Linked DNA regions of Homo sapiens: regions 2 and 3 are each linked to region 1. Evidence: read pairs that join two places in POLR2A ChIA-PET (ENCODE). Cell type or tissue: MCF 10A. All regions are shown on one strand.

Region 1 (4,000 bases):
GGAGCCTTACCATGTAGGTCACAGTGGCCACCTCGTAGATGACAGCCTGGGCAGAGAGATCCACCACACTGAGCAGCCCTAGAGAAGAGGCCCGCCGTGAGTCCGGCCCGCAGCCCCAGACACCCAGACCCTGCGCCGACAGGACGCTGCTTTGCTTTGGGGACTCAGGGGCTTTTTTTTTTTTTCTTCCTTGAGACAGGGTCTCACTCTGTCGCTTGAGCTGGAGTGCAGTGGCGCAATTATAGCTCACTGCAGCCTCCACCTCCTGGCTTAGGTGATCCTCCCACCTCAGGCCCCCAAGTAGCTGGGACTACAGGTGGTGCCACCACACCCAGCTAATTTTTGTATTTTTTTGTAGAAACAGAGTTTCGCCATGTTGGCCAGGCTGGTCTCGAACTCCTGGCCTCAAGTGATCCACCCACCTCGGCCTTTCAAAGTGCAGGGATTACAGGCATGAGCCACTGAGCCCGGCTGATTTTGAAGGGCAGATTGGTAACAATGACAACAAAAAGACATTCCTGCCTGGCCTTCAGCCTGTTAGGAAAATTCTGCCCAGTGCCCCGGAGGCCCCTGCAGGCTTCCCTGTGTGGTCTGTCTTTCCAGATGAACTCAGGGTGGCAGTGTGAGGGAGGGGACAGAGAACAGGACCAGGGTCCGGCAACTCGAGTTCGGTTCTTGGCCCTCCCACTGATTTTCTATTTGTGGAGTTCCTGTGTTCTTGGGGCCCCGTTTTCTCATCTGCAAATGCGGGGCAGGGCAGGGGTTCTCACATTCAGGCTGCCTGGAGTCCTCACTTCACCGAGTGCTCTAATGAGCACACACAAGGCAGCAGGTGGGAGCCTCACACTGGCAAGCCTGGACCTCTGCTCACACCCGCAAACCAACTGAATCTCTCACTCCTCCGTGCCTCAGCCACCTCCCACGGGCACCTGCTCTGCCTGGCCCATGCTGGGATTCAGGCACAAAAGGCCCAAGTCTGCCTCCTGGATGCTCACAGCCTACTGGGGAGGCAGACCAGCAACAGACGGATCAGCCCCGCTGGGCAGTGGTGTTCTCTGGGTCCAAGCCTGAGGGCCTGGCCAGTGAAGCTGGAAGGGGGCTGGTGAGCTGCCATCCTGGGGAGGGGGCTTCTGGGATGGGTGAGCCGCCATCCTGGGGAGGGGGCTTCTGGGCTGGGTGAGCCGCCCACACGCCATTGCGCCCCCCATCCTCTTCCACGTACCCATGAGGAAGCTCCCGATCTCATAGGCCCACCACTCAACACAGATCATGAGCATGCTGGGGACAGCCAGGGAGAAGAAGGGGCCCCAGTCCTGCAGGCACTGGCTGGACCAACCTGGAAACAGAGGCCCCATGAGCTGACAGCCTGCCCTGCTTGCCCACCTCATTCCTGCTCCCCACTGCCAGGAGGCCCCTAAACCCCTTTGGCTCTTCCTGCTCTGGGGCTTAGCAGGCTCAGGCACTGGGCATTTTGCAGAGGGAATGCAGCTGGTCTAGAGCTGGTGTTGGGGCCTACGGAGGAGGAGGATGCAGGAACAGGGCACCAGGCTCACCTGGCCAGTCCACGGTGTGGCCCCAGGGCTCAGGGCATGGGTGTTGGTCCCCACTCCACCACCCACCACTCTGCAGGCTCCATTTCCATCTGAAAACCCCAGGCCTTATAGCTGCCCTGCCTCCCTGGGGAGTTTTCAGAGGCGGCATGAGATCAAGGATGCTGAAGGGAAACACACCACAGGTGCACTGGGCAAGCTTGGAAGGGGCTCAGCCAGGGCCCTGCCCCACATGAGGCCCCAGGGGCCTGCAGAGCTGTTCCTGAAATGCCTGGCAGGAGAAGGTCCTTGTATGGGATTGGCTCTCAAGAGGCAGAAAAGGACAGGCAGGCCCCTACACGCCTGCTGTTTCAGCAAATTACTTAACCTCCGTCTGTCATAATCTCCTCTTTGTAAAATGGGGCTAATGAGGTGGGGTGAGGTTTAAATGAATTCAGGAATGTCAGGCACCCCACGCACTGCTGACGCCTGGTATTCCACGGGTGTCACTGCTCTCACCGCCATCCTGAGAGCAGAGGCTGGGCAAGAAAGCTCCCTGGGCCAGGCTTCTGTGATGGACCCAGCAGGGCTCTGCATCGTGACACCTTGGGTGGAGGGACTCTGGGCCCTTGGGGCTGGGGAAGCAAAGGGGAAGGAGGGGGCCGTGCAGGGTCCTGCACCTCCTCCAACAGGCTCTACTGCACCCTCTGCCTGCTGACCACCCTGCCCCAAGGCTAGGGCAGCACCACCGCTGGCCTGCTCAGCCTCCCAGAGCAGGCCAGGCCTCCCACCTGCCCACGTCTCCAGGTGCAGCTTCTTCAGCACAATGTAGAGAAGGAGGAAGACGGTCTGTGCAAACTGGGAGATGATGTTGGCATAGGCGGAGCCCCTGGGTAAGGAGGGAGAACAGGGCTGCGACTGATGCCAACTCTCTGCCACCGCCCTGCCTGAGAGAGAGGTGGCTCTGGCGGCCAGCCCGTGTGGGGCAGGCATGGCTCTGCTCTTCCCCCATCCTGGGATCAGACTCAACCAGGGCCCACAGGCACCTCTGGCCATGGTGGCTCTACCAAGGCAGCCGTGACTACAGTGTCCTGGGGGCCACCTTGCCAGTGCCCACTTCACCTCTCCTGGTGGGCTTGGGCAGGAGCGGGGAGTGGCTGTCCTCTCACCCAATCAAGCGTCAAACTGAGGTCCCCAAGGGACCATCAGGCCCCTCCAACTCCCCATAACCCTCCACTTCAGGACGGCACAGGCAGGGCCAGGATGGTGACTGATCTGTCTCCACCAGGGGTGGAGAGCTCAGTGGGCAGTGTCCCCTGACCAGGCCCCACCAGCCCCCGGGCTCACCTGACCCCCAGGTTCAGCACAGAAACCAGGGCATAGTTGGCCACACCGTTGACACAGTTGCCCACCACACCACTGAGGACTTGGGGCCAGGTGATCTTCTGAAATAAATGAAAACTGGCCCTGCTAAGGTGTGAGTGAGATGGATGGAGGATGGACAAACCCGGGGTTTGGAATGGGGACTCCTCCTCCTGCCCCTTCAGCCATCCCTGTTGAGGAGTTGGAAGAGGCTGGGACGCACAGCCTCTCACCTGCCTCTGTGCGGGAGGTCAGGATATGGCAGGTGGGTTGGAAGTGACCCCTTTCAAGAGCTGGTTCACAGATGGTGGAGAGAAGGGGAAAGCCCCAGGCCCCCCTCCCACTGGAATAGGGCAGTGTGCTGGGAGAAGGGCCTCCCCACACACCAAAGACCTGTACCTGATTTTGCAAATATTTTGCCAGCAGATTGTAAAGAAAAATCACCTGTATGAAAAGCAAACCCAAACAAATCAACAATAATGACCAAAACTCACCAAATGAGCATTAACAGACATTCCTTTCCAGGACATAGTACCCCAGATTGGGGAAATTACTTCATCAAAGTATGTCTGGGACCTCTCAGGTGCGGCCAAAGCCTACCCAGCCACCTGGACTCATGCTCGGGCCCAGCCTATGGAAGAGGCCCCCTCAGGGCTCCCTTCTGCCACAGGGGAGATGAGCAGGCATGCTTTGGCTCAGAGAGAGTACTCTTTGCACACATGCTCATAGTGCACAGTGCCTGGTAGGCCTTCCGGCTGCTAAGCCAGGCTTCCATCAGCTTAGGAAGGTGAGAAGTGACCCAAGGACCTGTTCACAGAAGGGCCCACTTTGGTTCTGGCCTTAGAGACAGGATTTGAAGGTGTGACTTCGGACGAGGGAATGGCAGGTACTGAGACATGCTGGCCGTGGGCAGCCTATGCTAAGCAGGTTCAAGACCCTACGGGGGTGGCGGGCCCTTCCCTGGCTGGGGAGGACCATAGGGGAGTGTACGTGGCAGTGTGTGTGTTGGGGGGCACTGTACCTACCCTTTCTCTCCTCTCTTAAGGGGAATAGAATAGGCATCAACTGAAACCTAGCCCAGGGCCCTTGTCCCATTCCTTCCTGTAGCT
Region 2 (4,000 bases), 50 kb before region 1:
TCTTATGCCTTCCTGGGGAGGAAGTTATGATGCCGCGAAGAAATTGGCACTGCTGAGTTCTACATGCAGTTGCTACAGGGAGGAGTCTTCATTTAGCTTTAAGCGAAATACAGCTTAAAAATATCTTACCTGTATTCTGTACATCAACTTGTGATGGATTGAGGCCAGTTCTGGTTCTTGGAATGATATTTTTCTCTTTGTTAGAGCCATTTTGTTCTAATAGCTGTGATGATCCAATCAAGAAAGATGAAATGGAAGACAGTGAGATGTCAAGGATTGAATAGGACGTAGAACCAGAAGATAGAGGTTGAAGGTACCGCTTTGCCCCTGACCAGGGGTAAATTCTTCAATAACTGACTCTGTCCGGATAAGGAGGATAATAATGCTCTACCAGCTTCAGTTACCGTGTTAGGGGATCAATAATATATGCTATGTAGATTAAGCCATAGAAAAGTTAAAGCTTGAAACATTTGTTGGGCAGCTGAACCATGAAGTGAATGAAATTAATTCGCCTTCAAGTGGAAACATGAGATCCACAAGCCAGCTTTTACTTCACACTTCCACCTTGGAGTCTTGAATACCTCTCTGTCTTCCTTGCTTGCCATCTGTTCTCTTACTTTTGATGCTGTTATTGTCCAAGATGTTCTCTCTTAGAATAGCTGGTAATGATAGCACAATGCATAGATGGGCTCAGTCCACAGAAGCTACGTGAATTCTCCCAGTAACAGATGAGGAAATTGAGGCTCAGAGATGTTCAGTAGCTTGCCTAAGGTTGCATAAGCTAGTGAGTGGCAGAGCCCAGATTCAAACCAGATACACTTCAAAAGCAAGCGCTCTCAGCTACTGTGCCGGATATACCATTCATTCAGAATAGCGTGGGCTAAGCCCACTCTGTGTTGTGAGACAGAGAACATTCAGACTAAGACATGCATGACCTGTCCTGTGGGAGCCACTCTTCACCAGAGGCACTTCTGCACACACCCGCGTCTCATGCATTTTCCCTGGTCAAATTCAACCATTTGTTCTCCTTAGTGTCTTTGTTGCTGAGCTCATGTAAAAAAACACTGGAGTCTCCAGATTAGTTCTATGTGGGTTCATGCTTCCCAGATGCCATCGGACTGTGTGTTCTCCTCTTGTCCTTGGTCAGTTCCCTCTCCCATCCCTCACAGGGACTGGTCTTGACACTCTCTGGGTTTTACTGAATGTTACATGTTTATGTTGAAGAGATTGCTGATGTTAGACGTTAGGATTTATTTGGCAGTGCAAGAGTTTGTGTTTCTCTTTCTTTGAGGATCTCTATATTGTTATTAATGGTGGTGTTGAGGAAACCACGGAGCTCCTGAAGCAGCGATTTGACCACATTTTCTATACGGGAAACACTGCGGTTGGCAAAATTGTCATGGAAGCTGCTGCCAAGCATCTGACCCCTGTGACTCTTGAACTGGGAGGGAAAAGTCCATGTTATATTGATAAAGATTGTGACCTGGACATTGTTTGCAGGTGAGTCTGGCTCTCTGATTTTCTGAGGTTTTCCCAGCACAATGGAGACTTTTCCTGACAATGTTACTCTTTGTACTTGAACCCCATACCTTATGGCTCCAAGATACATTATTAAGCTTTGGTGGTTGATGTCCTCAAGAGTAACAGGAGTCTTTCACTGTCTCTTGGCGCCACTGTCAAAAATGGTGAGCTGTAAGTCCTGACATCATGTGGTTGTCCTTAGGAATTTTAAAAAAGTTATATCTGTTCTCAAGATTACAGCTAGATCTAGCAAGAAATTTTAACGTTCTTCTGGCCAGTGATCTGTGAAGTACATAATCCAAAGTATTGTGTGTGCCTAATAAAATCTTTAAATGCCCATTTGAGAGGGTATTATGCTGATATCTTAACTGAGATCCTTTGTGGGCAAAACAAGTGTTCCTCATTTTTTAACTGTGAATAACATCTTGCATCTGAAAATTAGAAAATAAGAGGTTTCAGGTTCTCTCTGCTAAATCCGGTTTAGCTACTAAGAAGTGCCAAATCATAGAACTGACTCTGTGCTCTGGGTGGTGTGGCTTTCTCTGCCCTTCAGAGATTCCAGGTCAGGGTTCCAGGTTGGCTTCCTAAGTAGAAATCCATTTGTCAAAACCAGACACCCTCAGTTAGTGAATGTTTAGGGCATGGGTTTCTGCCCATGCATAGGAAAGGTCTTCCCAAGTGGGGCAGGGCTCCACAAAGAGGAGGATGGCCTTGGAGGCTGGCTGACATCCTGCTTTATACCTGAACATCTTGCAGGCAGAGCCAAAAGCCACAACCAGGAGAGTCTGTACCGAACTCTGGTCATCCAGGACTTTCCTTTGGCTGGACTGGAAGAGGGGAAAGGACATTGGGAGGCTGTTTCTCCTCTTTTCCTGCAGCAGGCAATGGCTTCACTGTTTACCAAGTACTGTTTGCCGTGAGCTGGCCTGAGAACTTCCCTGCTATGTAAAATATTCCACCTCATTTGGAAAATACTTTCTAAGTTCCAAACAACTGATTTAGAAATGAGTTTTTAACTTTTTTATAAAAATTGCCAGATAAATATATGAATCTATTTTAGTTGCAAGACATTCAAACAACACAATGTAACAAATGAATATTTGACTGAATTACTGAATTATATAGCTGTTCTGGATGTTTTCCCCTCAGACGCATAACCTGGGGAAAATACATGAATTGTGGCCAAACCTGCATTGCACCCGACTATATTCTCTGTGAAGCATCCCTCCAAAATCAAATTGTATGGAAGATTAAGGAAACAGTGAAGGTTTGTATTAAAAACATCTGATTCCACTGATTTTAATAAGATAAGGAGTCAAATTAACTATTCGCAGGCAGCATCCCCATTTGTTTCTCCCTTCAGGAAAATTTCAAAATCATATGTGACTCAGTGAACTTATTGACTAATATGAAAATGCTATGTGTACCATAGAATATATGCTGGGAGCAAGGTTGCATTGGTGTTAAATCTACTTAAACTGTCTAGTTGATTTGTTGATGATTAGTTGTGGCATATACTTTTTTTAAAAAAGTTAAATAATCGTGTGTCCGTGGTTTTGAGGGAATGTTGCCAACCCTTTAGGTATAATCAGAGAGACTCTTTGGCATATTGGCCATTGCTGCTGAAGGTTATCAGTTTTTGTGTATGTAGAGGGCCTAGGGTGGCCAGTAGTTTGGAGGAGTGACTTAATTAAATAACTACTTACAGTATACCCTTTATATAATTAACAATCTTTCAGCGTGTTTAAAGTAAATATTTGCAGTGAGGGAACCAAGGAAGACTGCATGTAGAGTCCTAAGCCAAGACTTGAAGAAATATAGGATTTAAGTTGGTAGAAAGGAATGGGGGCTGGGCACGGTGGCTTATGCCTGTAATCCCAGCACTTTGGGGGGCCTAGGGGGGCAGATCACTTGAGGTCAGAAGTTCAAGACCAGCCTGGCCAATATGGTGAAACCCTGTCTCTACTAAAAATACAAAAAAATCAGCCGGGGATGGTGGTGCATGTCTGTAATTCCAGCTACTCAGGAGGCTAAGGCACGAGATTTGCTTGAACCCTGGCAAGAATCGCTTGAACCCGGGAGGCAAAGGTTGCAGTGAGCCAAGATCACGCCACTGCACTCCAGCCTGGGCGACAGAGCAAGACTCTGTCTTTAAAAAAAAAAAAAAAAAGAAGAATGGGATGACCAAATGACCAGTGTGACTGAGTTCAGCAGTGGGTGAGGATCATTAACCCCTCAGATGAAAGAAATTATTGGAGCAGTCACTGTTTACTCGACAGATGTTAATTGAGCACTAAAAGGAAGGATCAAAAACACCAAAGAGTAATGCATGTGATCTGAAAATGAAAATTGTTGGCCAGACATGGTGGCTCACGCCTGTAATCCCAGCACTTTGGGAGGCCAAGACAGGTTGATCACTTGAGGTGAGGAGTTAGAGACCAGTTTGGCCAACATGGCAAAACCCATCTCTACTAAAATT
Region 3 (4,000 bases), 65 kb before region 1:
CTAACAAGGTGAAACCCCGTCTCTACTAAAAAATACAAAAAATTAGCCGGGCGCGGTGGCGGGCGCCTGTAGTCCCAGCTACTCGGGAGGCTGAGGCAGGAGAATGGCGTGAACCCGGGAAGCGGAGCTTGCAGTGAGCGAGATTGCGCCACTGCAGTCCGCAGTCCGGCCTGGGCGACAGAGCGAGACTCCGTCTCAAAAAAAAAAAAAAAAAAAAAAAAAAATAATAATAAAAATGCCTCACTTGGATCACAAACATCTACAAAATTCTACAGATAACATATTAGTCAAAAGAAGCTGCATGCCTTCCTGCTAATATTAGGAACAAAGCAAGGATGTCCCCTCTCACCACTCATTTTCAACATCGTAACTGAAGTTTTAGCTAATGTAATAAGACAAATAAAGGAAATGTATACATATTAGGAAGAAAGAAATTAAGCTGCCTTTGTTCACAGATAACATGGTTATCAAGGTAGAACATCCCAAATAATCAACAAAAAAGATTTCTGGAACTAATAAGTGATTATAGCATGGTATCAGGATGAAAGTTATTATACAAAGTCAATTATTTTACTATACAATAGCAATGAACACTTTGGATTTGAAATTAAAATTAAAAACACCACTTACATTAGCACCAAAAAGGGGCGGAAATACTTAGATATAAATCTAAATATATACAAGATCTATATGAGGAAAACTACAAAATTCTGATGTAAGAAACCAAAGGAGATGTAAATAAATAAAGAGACAGTCCATGTTCATGAAAATGAAGAGTTGAAGTTGAAAAGATGCCAGTTCTTCTCAACTTGATACATGGATTCAACACTCTCAATCAAAATCTAGCAGTTTATTTTGTGGATATTGACCAACTTGATTCTAAAGATGACATGGAAAAGCAAAAACCCAGAATAGCCAACACAATGTTGAAGAACAAAGTTGGTAGACTGACACTACCAACTACAGGATTTACCATAAAGGTAAACACAATAATGTGGCATTGATGACTGAATAGACAAATAAATAGAACAGAATACAAAACTGAAAATGGATTCACACTAATACAGTCAACTAAGGTTTGACAAAGAAACAAAAGCAATTCAATGGAGAAAGGACAGCTTGTTTGACAAATGGTACTGAAACAACTAGATATCCACATGCCAAAAAATAAAACAAAACCAAAACCTAGAGAAAAATCTTGTATCTTTCTTTTCTTCCTGACATGCATCACTATAAAACTCCTAGGATAACACAGGAGAACATCTAGGTGGCCTTGGGTTTGGCAATGACTTTTTAGATACAAAACCAAAAGCACAATTCATGAAAGAAAAAATTCATAAAATGGACTTCATTAAAATTTAAAACTTGCTCTGTAAAAAAACACTGTTAATAGAATGAAAAGACAAGCCAAGGATTATGAGAAAATCTTTGTAAAAACATAGCTTATATAAAAGACTATTTATCTAAAATATACAAATAACTATTTAAACTCAACAATAAAAAGCAACCCAATTAAAAATGGTTTAAACAGACACCTCACCGAAGAATCTATACAGATGGCAAATAAAGATGTGTAAAGATACTCAACATTATGTGTCATCAGGGAATTGGCAATAAAACAATGAGATACCACTACACACCTATGAGAATGGCTAAAATCCAAAGCACTTACACCACCAAATGCTGGCAAGGATGTGGCACAGCAGGAACTCTTATATATTGGTACGAATGCATGATGAATGGTACAGCCACTTTGGAAGAGTTTTGCAGTTTCTTACAAAGCTAAGCATAGGTCTCCAATAAGCACATACCCAAATAAGCTATTTACCCAAATGAGTTGAAAACTTACATCCACATGTTTTATGTATTTTTTGTATCTTTTATGTATATTTTACCATTTTAATCATTTTAAGTGAACAATTCAGTGGCATTAAGTACATTCACAATGTTGTGCAATCATCGCCACTATTTACCTCCAGAACTTTTTCATCATTCCAAATTGAAACTCTGTCCCCATCAAGCAGTAGCTCTGTTACCATAACCGCTTCCCTTGCCCCCTGCCCCAGCCCTTAGTAACCACTGTTCTACTTTCTGTTTCTATGAATTTGACTATTCTATCATGTAAATGGAATCATTTGTCTCCTTTTCATTTTATGTAATTTTGTCAAACTTCTCTTTTTGTATCTCTTACCTTTTGTTCTCATGCAACTTTCATCTCTATTAAGGTGTGCTTTTCTCTTCTCTTTCTTTCCTGAGTTTCAATTCGAGTTTGCCCTCTCCTGTTTTCTTATAATCTATTCTTTAATCCCTCACAGCCTTCCTTTGGGCTAACTCCTCCGCCCCCGCCCCCAAAGATCATGTGTCAGTGTCTTAAGAGATTGTGAGAATTACACATCAGAATGCTTCATCTTTTGTAAAGATCTTTATCTCCTTTTCCTTAGAGTTATATGCATGTGTGCGTGTGTGTAGTGTCTATGGTCCTGTGTTTGTTCTTTTCTATTATTGATCTGTGGACACAAACATTTATATTGGCATTTGCTGAAGAAGAGTGTTTTGAAAGTTAGGAAAGGTGTCCAAGGCAGTCTGAGGCTTCAATTCACGTCTGTTGTCTTAAACACCTTTCATAAAATCTGCTATTCCCAGCTATGGAAATATGTGCAAATAGTCAATACACATGAAAAGGAACCCACCATGATTAGTCACTAGGGAAATGGAAGTTAACATCACAAGGAGATATCACTACAAGCTGGGTGCAGTGGCCCACACCTGTAACCCCAGCACTTTGGGAGGCCAAGGCAGGTGGATGTCTTGAGCTCAAGAGTTCAAGACCAGCCTGGGCAACATGGCAAAACCCTGTCTCTACTAAAAATATAAAAATTAGCCAGGCACGGGGGCACACACCTGTAACGCAAGCAACTAGAGAGGCTAAAGTGAGAGGATGACTTGAGCCCAGGAAGCAGAGGTTGCTGTGAGCTGAGATCATACCGCTGCATTCCTTTTTTTTTTTTTTTGAGACAGAGTCTCAAAAAAGAAAAAAAAAAAAGAGAGAGAGAGAGAGAGATCACTACGCATCCACCAGAATGGGTAATTATTTTTTTAAATCAAGTTTTAGAAAGCAGCTGCTAGACTGTGTGGTAGGGAATATAAATTGGTATAAAAACACTGAAAAATTATTTGGCTTCTAAAGTTAAAACATGTATTTACTTTCACCCAGAAATTCTATAGTGGTGATTGGGTAGGGGCCTAAAAGGAATGCTGGTAATGTTCTGGGTCATAGATACAGGTAGGTAAACTCTGTAATAATTTACTGTAGGCACTGTTTTGTATTTATGTAGTATCCAATGAAAATGTAATGAAATTTGGGCCAGAAGGCAGAAAGAACTCCTGGGTACACACTCACTACCTTAGTCCCCCTGAGGTTTAAATAATTAAAAGTGTCTGTTTCATCCTTGCCTTTAAGAAAACTCTCCCTGCTGATAACTGAGCAGATCAAAGATCTAAAGGTTGTGGTGGAGAAGGGTCATGGAGTTGATTACCCCCAATAAAAACAAAAAGAAAAACTTGGTTTTTTTTAAGCTGAAAAAGGAGGATGGAAAAGTATAGTGGGCAGGCATAGTAAAATCACTACAGTCTACTGCATTCCTGAAAGGAGAAGCTTGTGAGGACTCACCCCTTACCCCTATAACCTGCTGTGGTGATTTCATTACCCATAGCTACTTAAATCAATGAGTATATCATATTCAAAAGCTGAAGGGAGAATGTTTCAGCTTGGGAGTGTAGTAAAAGAATTCCCAGTCCTCTCTTTGGTTCCATAAATATATCACCTTGTTCTATTAAAGCACTTGGATGTGATTTTTAAATATGCCCAACAAAATGCCATCAGTTGATTTCTCTAACTAATAAAGAAAATGTTCAAGAGTTGGTAGTAAATTCTTGGTGATTATGCCATTAGAATCAGAGTACATCGTTTGTAAGAAATCCTCAGCCCGGCACGGTGGCT

The links. ChIA-PET counts read pairs that join two places held together with the same protein. Peaks named below come from ENCODE experiments on the same cell type or tissue, not always from the same donor. Only the 100,000 strongest peaks of a DNase experiment are listed, where the experiment ranks them.
Region 2: POLR2A ChIA-PET joins it to region 1 with 6 read pairs; 13 of 35 experiments call an interaction of 5 or more read pairs at or near these places.
Region 3: POLR2A ChIA-PET joins it to region 1 with 5 read pairs; 13 of 35 experiments call an interaction of 5 or more read pairs at or near these places.

Annotation. Positions count from the first base shown.
Region 1 is chr17:19,705,426-19,709,425 of GRCh38, forward strand. SLC47A2 (solute carrier family 47 member 2) reads right to left here. Exons shown (of 17, transcript NM_001099646.3): 6 at 3,291-3,335; 7 at 2,877-2,974; 8 at 2,321-2,418; 9 at 1,223-1,336; 10 at 11-78. Among named protein-coding and RNA genes, the nearest start is that of SLC47A2, 9.2 kb to the right of the region's middle. RefSeq lists enhancers at 937-1,574, 1,575-2,212. In MCF 10A, no CTCF peak of the experiment used is centred here; a DNase peak (open chromatin) is centred at 1,846.
Region 2 is chr17:19,655,075-19,659,074 of GRCh38, forward strand. It overlaps ALDH3A2 (aldehyde dehydrogenase 3 family member A2), which reads left to right. Exons shown (of 10, transcript NM_000382.3): 4 at 1,292-1,500; 5 at 2,671-2,788. Among named protein-coding and RNA genes, the nearest start is that of ALDH3A2, 8.3 kb to the left of the region's middle. In MCF 10A, no CTCF peak of the experiment used is centred here; no DNase peak of the experiment used is centred here.
Region 3 is chr17:19,640,188-19,644,187 of GRCh38, forward strand. No RefSeq gene overlaps it. Among named protein-coding and RNA genes, the nearest start is that of ALDH3A2, 6.6 kb to the right of the region's middle. In MCF 10A, no CTCF peak of the experiment used is centred here; a DNase peak (open chromatin) is centred at 1,634.